Regions from separate parts of the Homo sapiens genome. Here region 1 is linked to region 2. A link is an interaction called in ENCODE POLR2A ChIA-PET data of the cell type or tissue named here. Cell type or tissue: A673. All regions are shown on one strand. Each heading gives the region's core, and the rest is flanking DNA. Links, peaks and the distances in the headings are about the cores only.

What was found. ChIA-PET counts read pairs that join two places held together with the same protein. Peaks named below come from ENCODE experiments on the same cell type or tissue, not always from the same donor. Only the 100,000 strongest peaks of a DNase experiment are listed, where the experiment ranks them.
Region 1: POLR2A ChIA-PET joins it to region 2 with 5 read pairs; 2 of 35 experiments call an interaction of 5 or more read pairs at or near these places.

Annotation. Positions count from the first base shown.
Region 1 is chr4:173,213,328-173,216,246 of GRCh38, forward strand. All of the region lies in intron 1 of GALNT7 (polypeptide N-acetylgalactosaminyltransferase 7), which reads left to right. Among named protein-coding and RNA genes, the nearest start is that of GALNT7-DT, 45 kb to the left of the region's middle. In A673, for the core only: no CTCF peak of the experiment used is centred there; a DNase peak (open chromatin) is centred at 1,634; H3K27ac peaks cover 1,615 bases.
Region 2 is chr4:173,300,630-173,303,548 of GRCh38, forward strand. It overlaps GALNT7 (polypeptide N-acetylgalactosaminyltransferase 7), which reads left to right. Exons shown (of 12, transcript NM_017423.3): 7 at 1,418-1,535. Among named protein-coding and RNA genes, the nearest start is that of HMGB2, 32 kb to the right of the region's middle. In A673, for the core only: a CTCF peak has its summit at 1,174 (motif pointing left); a DNase peak (open chromatin) is centred at 1,092; H3K27ac peaks cover 1,670 bases.

The sequences.
Region 1 (2,919 bases), core at 139-2,638, 87 kb before region 2:
GTTGCTCCCCATAAACCTGAGAGTTTGTTAGAAGGTACCTTGTTCAGAAGATTATCAGGTTTAAGCAATTGCCATTCAAGAGAGTAAAGAAGAACTAGTCTGGAAGCTGGCAAGAAAAAAAAAGTTGTTATTTCTAAGTCAATGTTTGTAGAACAATTGCCTGGTTAGGCAATGAGACAGTAGTGTTTAATACAATTGAGCTGTGGTGTATAATATGAGTAGTCATACACTCTTTTGTAAGAGTCTTGGATTGATATTTTTGTTATACTTTGCAATCAAATAAAGGAGGCTGTTTGCACATATCCTGAAAACGATTTGATAACTATATAGTGATTATTTCTCGGTAATTTTTGAAGGTCTACTAACCAAAAAATTCTAATAAAATTCACTCTTATGAAATTAAAGATTAAGTCACAAAAATACAACTGTTTAGATAAATATTCAAGCACTGACAGGCATATAGCACCTCAGTTCTGTTTGTTTGCTGGCCATTATGTTTTTACCAGCTTTTGTTTTAAAAGTCTCATCTTTCTCCTTGATTAAATTAAATGAACATCCTTTCCTGTTACTCCAAAGGATTCCTTATAATTTTTTTATAGCACCTTTGATTTTAGACTGAGGGCTTTTAGATAGACTTAAATAGATTCTTCTACTGTATGTTTCTGAAATATTGGCCCCTGTACTTTACCAACATACATTTCACTTTATAAAGTTAATGTAAGGGCTTTTCAGTGACTCCAGGCAAACCTCAAACAATCTCTGATTTGCAAAAAGATCAAGATGCCTCTGGAAATAACACACAACCCAGTGTTGTTATTATTATTTTTTTGCAAGACCTAACTAGAGAAGTGATCATTATACTGTATATTCTTTAATCTTGATGTTTTTAAAGAAGTTTAAGTGTTGTATCCTTTAAGCAATTAAGTTCAGTTCAAAAGACAGAATAAATACAAAGCTCTTTAAAAAAAAAAAAAACCCTTAAGAGACCACATTGTGGTAAGTATTTCAGCCTCTGGATTTTGATAAACTAGAAAGCTTTATTTTGAGGAGTCATTAACTTGCAATTTGGCCCAGATCACTCTGTAAGGTCATGGTAGCTTCAGACCCCTTATCTCTAACTAGCCTGCCCGCTGGGACAGAAAGTGTGTTCCAAGAGAAAGAGCAAGATCTCTATGATTAGATTGAGTCTACAGGGGACTGAGAGCCCTAAGAAAACTTCAGATTTTAAGAAATCTTCAAAGAGAAAAGAGACTTAACAGATCCAGATGAGCCATGGGAACAGTGAAGTGCTTGGTGCATGTATATATAAGTTCTCAATAGAGCTGTTTCAACCACTAGTCCAAATTCAACTTCTCAAGCCTGGTAGAGTCAAATTTCTGGCACTTGGCAGCAGAGAGTTTATAGAATGCCTTGATGGAATCAAGTAGTAACCTGTCTTCCTTGTCTTCCTTTTGCTTCCAAACTTATGACTTGGATTTTTTTTTTTTTTTAATGCTCTTTCCAGCCCTAGTAGTGACAGCATTTTCCAAAATGTTACTCAAAACCTCTCAAATAGCAGAGGCAGTACCAACACATCCTGGCATCTAGCCTACGGTCGTGCTTCAGGAATACACTGACTGCCTTGGTGATGGCCAAATGCCAGTTCTTATAGTTAAGTTGTGGCTTGGACATGTGGACCCATTCCTTTCTGTAATCCTATCATGATCCCCTGCTTTCTTTCTTCCCTACCAGAATCTAAGCTCCTGGAAAGCAAATGCTATGACTTTTATCTCTTGTATTCCCACAGCCATGTTGGCTAGAAATATGGTGGATACACAAAGAAAGTTAGTTGAAAGAACAAATCCAACTATCCAAGAGGTTCTGAATACCCACTGGCCCCACCACCAACCTCTGCTCTTCTTCTTCTTTTTTTTTTTTTTTTGATATGGAGTCTTGTTCTGTCGCCCAGGCTGGAGAGCAGTGGTGTGATCTCGGCTCACTGCAATATCCGTCTCCTGGATTCAAGCGATTCTCCTGCCTCTACCTTCCAAGTAGCAGTGATTACAGGCGTGTGCCACCATGCCTGGCTACTTTTTGTATTTTTAGTAGAGACGGGGGTTCACCATGTTGCCCAGGCTGGTCTTGAACTCCTGACCTCAGGTGATCCGCTGCCTCGGCCTTTCGAAGTGCTGGGATTGCAGGTGTCAGCCACCATACCCGGCCTGCTGTTCTCCTTTTAATGCACCCAAGTCCTGGGGAACCCGACTGGGGATCAGAGCTGTGAGCTGGGGGAGGGCCCGTTGTTTTGACCCTAAGACCTAGCCTGACTTGAGAAGTTTCAGGATGTGGAATTTCATCAGGCTCAAGGAATCCTTTCAAGGAGCATTCTGACAATAGAACCATATAAAATCCACTCTTCTTTTTGTCAATTATTTTGAAACTGTTCCAGTAATTAAGATTGAGCTAGAAAATATGAACTACATTTTTACAAATACTCAGACCTTCAAAACAGGCTTTAAAAGGCCGGGTGCAGTGGTTCACGCCCGTAATCCCAGCACTTTGGGAGGCCAAGGCGGCAGATTGCTTGAGCCCAGGAGTTCGAGACCAGCCTGGGCAACATGGTGAAACCCCTTCTCTCTCTAAAAATAAAAAAATAAAAATAAAGAAATCAGCCGGGCATGGCAGCATGGGCCTGTAGTCCCAGCTACTTGGGAGGCTGAGGTGGGAGGATGGCTTGAGCCTGAAAAGCAGATGTTGCAGTGAGCTGCGATCACACACTCCAGCCTGGGTGACAGAGCAAGACTCTGTCTAAAAAAAAGCCCACAAGCTGGCTTTAAAGTGAACTAATAATGATGTCTATGTTATGATTCTATATGATATTTGAATATGTTCACCCTTTTCTCTTTTAATATTGTTTCAACTACTGATTTACTTTAGCAA
Region 2 (2,919 bases), core at 126-2,625:
AGAGTCCATGGTGAGCCCAGAGAGCCGGGAGAGGCTGGTATCATGCAGGCGCATGTGGAGGAGTCTGCTCTGGCCCCTGTGTGATTAGCCTTGAGCAGGGGGCAGAAGACAATAAAGGACACAAGCTCGGGAGATATTGGAAAGTCCAAGCAGTGTTGGCCTGGTCTAGGCTGGTGGCAGTGAAGTTGGAAATAAGTCAGCAGATTCAAGATGTATTTTCAAGGCTGGGTGCAGTGGCTCATGCCTATAATCCTAGCACTTAGGGAGGCCTAGGCAGGTGGAACTTTTGAGCCCAGGAGTTCTAGACCAGTCTGAGCAACATGGCGAAACCCCATCTCTACAAAATACATAAAAAGGTAGCTGGATGTGTTGGTGTGCGCTTGTAGTCCCAGCTACTCAGGAGGCTGAGGTGGGAGGACTGCTTGAGCCCAGAAGGTCAAGACTGCAGTGAGCCGCAATCATGCCACTGTACTCCAGGCTGGGCCATAGAGTGAGACTATGTCTCAAAAAAAAAAGATTTTTTTTTCAAGGTAGAATCAATGGAACCTTGAAATAGGTTCCATTGAACCTATTTGAGTAGATTGAATATTATGTATGATGATGAAGTTACCCTAATAATACTGAGTACCCTAAAATTTAAGAATCATGATGGATTAGTAATTAATTGTTCAGGGGAGGGGAGCAGGGAGCAAGATAAATTCTGCTGTAATTTCTCCCAATGGTGGGAGTGACTTGTCCCTAAGAAGCTACCAAATCTTTTTTCTCTTGGACCTAAAAAGTGTCCAATTTAAGATCCATTCAAGAAGCCCCACAGATACACAGGTCACCCTTTTGCATTCCTACCTCCTGGCACAGTAAATATCTATATCTAATTCTCCTGTGTCATTTCTGTGCTACATTTGCAAACTCTGAATGAACTGTGGTTGTTCTACAATGATTTACACTGTTATTTGGCGAGCCCCTGAGCTATAAAATTAAAAAATGACAGACTACTTCCATGGTGTATGGTTTTGTTCACCCAAGAATGACTCATAAATCAATGCAGGAGCAGTTAGCAGACCACGGCTGTATGGCTCAGTGTTTTTAAGAGTGAAAGAGAAAATTCTATTTTAACTAAAACTAAGGCTTAATTTTTAAATCCACAGAGGTACCAAGGCGCCCTCTAATGGTGAACTCAAACAATGCTCTATTTTGTAATGAGCTACAGTTTCAGTTAGAAATTGTGGTAAATTCGTTAGGGAATTATGAACAGATTTTTTTCTTTTTTTGTAAAGGCTTTATAATTTCTTAATGTTTGGCCATCAGTTTTGTCTCTTCTATGCATTTTCAGGCTGTATTCTACAAGGCTTCTTGCCTATTGGTGAAGGGTTATTGGGGGTTTGTCTGTAATGGTTATTGCAGTGTTTCTTTTTCTTAGGTCCCCAGCCATGGCTGGGGGATTATTTGCCATTGAACGAGAGTTCTTCTTTGAATTGGGTCTCTATGATCCAGGTCTCCAGATTTGGGGTGGTGAAAACTTTGAGATCTCATACAAGGTAACATTTTATTTCAACAGATGGAATTCTCCAAGTCGTTACTAACTTCTGTGGCTTTCAGATAAAGCTAGTTTTTTGTGGGGGAAAAAAGCCCACAATTATATCATGCATTTCTCCAAATTGTATAGAATGATTTAATGAAAATGGATGCCTTTGAGGAAAAAATAAGGCAAAATGCAAGCTCCAAACTTACCATATATTTACAGGGCTCAGCTCAAAATTGTGGCTAGCAAGCTTTAGAAATGAAAATATCTACCCCCACACCCCAACTTTCTATATATTGGAGCTTTTTATTATAGAAGCCCTTGGAAGAATCTGCATGCGTTAGGGCCACAATTGACCACCCACTGACACAGTCACCCTTTACCACTGTAGGACATGATTCAAGACAGAAGCAGAGCCCCACAATGACTGTATCCTCAGGCTGACTTTGGCGCTGTCTTCCTGCAGCATCCACCCTGTTGTTGAAGCAGTCTGGGAGCAATACTATCTTCCATGCTCCAGCCCCCACCTCAACCCCTATTCCTACCCCCATTTTCCAAAAGAAAGAGAGAGAGAACTATATCAGAGTGTGAGTTAAACAGGTATTCATTACCTCTTGTCTTAAATGTCCTGTGCGTAGCACTGTGAGGGATAGAAGAGGAGTAAACCAGTTGTTGCTCTCAAGGAACTTGATAAGAAGATATTAGAATTATACTTAAATTCATAATACAAGAAGGCAGAATGGCATTCAGTTGGTGTGCTTAAAAAACCGTCGGCCAGGCGCTCATGCCTATAAACCCATCACTTTGGGAGGCCAACATGGGCGGATCATGAGGTCAAGAGATCGAGACCATCCTAGCCAACATGGTGAAACCCCATCTCTACTAAAATACAAAAAATTAGCCGGGTGTGGTGGTACACACCTGTAGTCCCAGATACTCGGGAGGCTGAGGCAGGGGAATTGCTTGAATCTGGGAGGCGGAGATTGTAGTGAGCCGAGATCGCACCACTGCACTCCAGCCTGGGGGACAGAGCGAGACTCCGTCTCAAAAAAAAAAAAAGAAAGAGCGAGCGTTATGCTAGATGCAGAATTTGCGGCAGAAGTAGGAAGATGGGTATGATGTTAGTAAGCACAGATAAGGGATGGGAGGGGGACTTCTAAGCAAGTAGCATGGGGAAAAGTACAAAGAAGAGAACACAAGGAACATTCAGAGAACAGCAAGGAGCAAACTTTGGCAGAATCAAGCAACATGAATAAGGAAGACATCTAAGAAGATAAAATGGGAAGGTGTATTAGGGCCATATTGAAGAGAGCCTTTAAAGCTGAGTTAAGAGATTTTTATTTAATTTGATAAGCAGTGGAGAACGATCAAAGATATTAAGCAAGGGAATAACATGACCC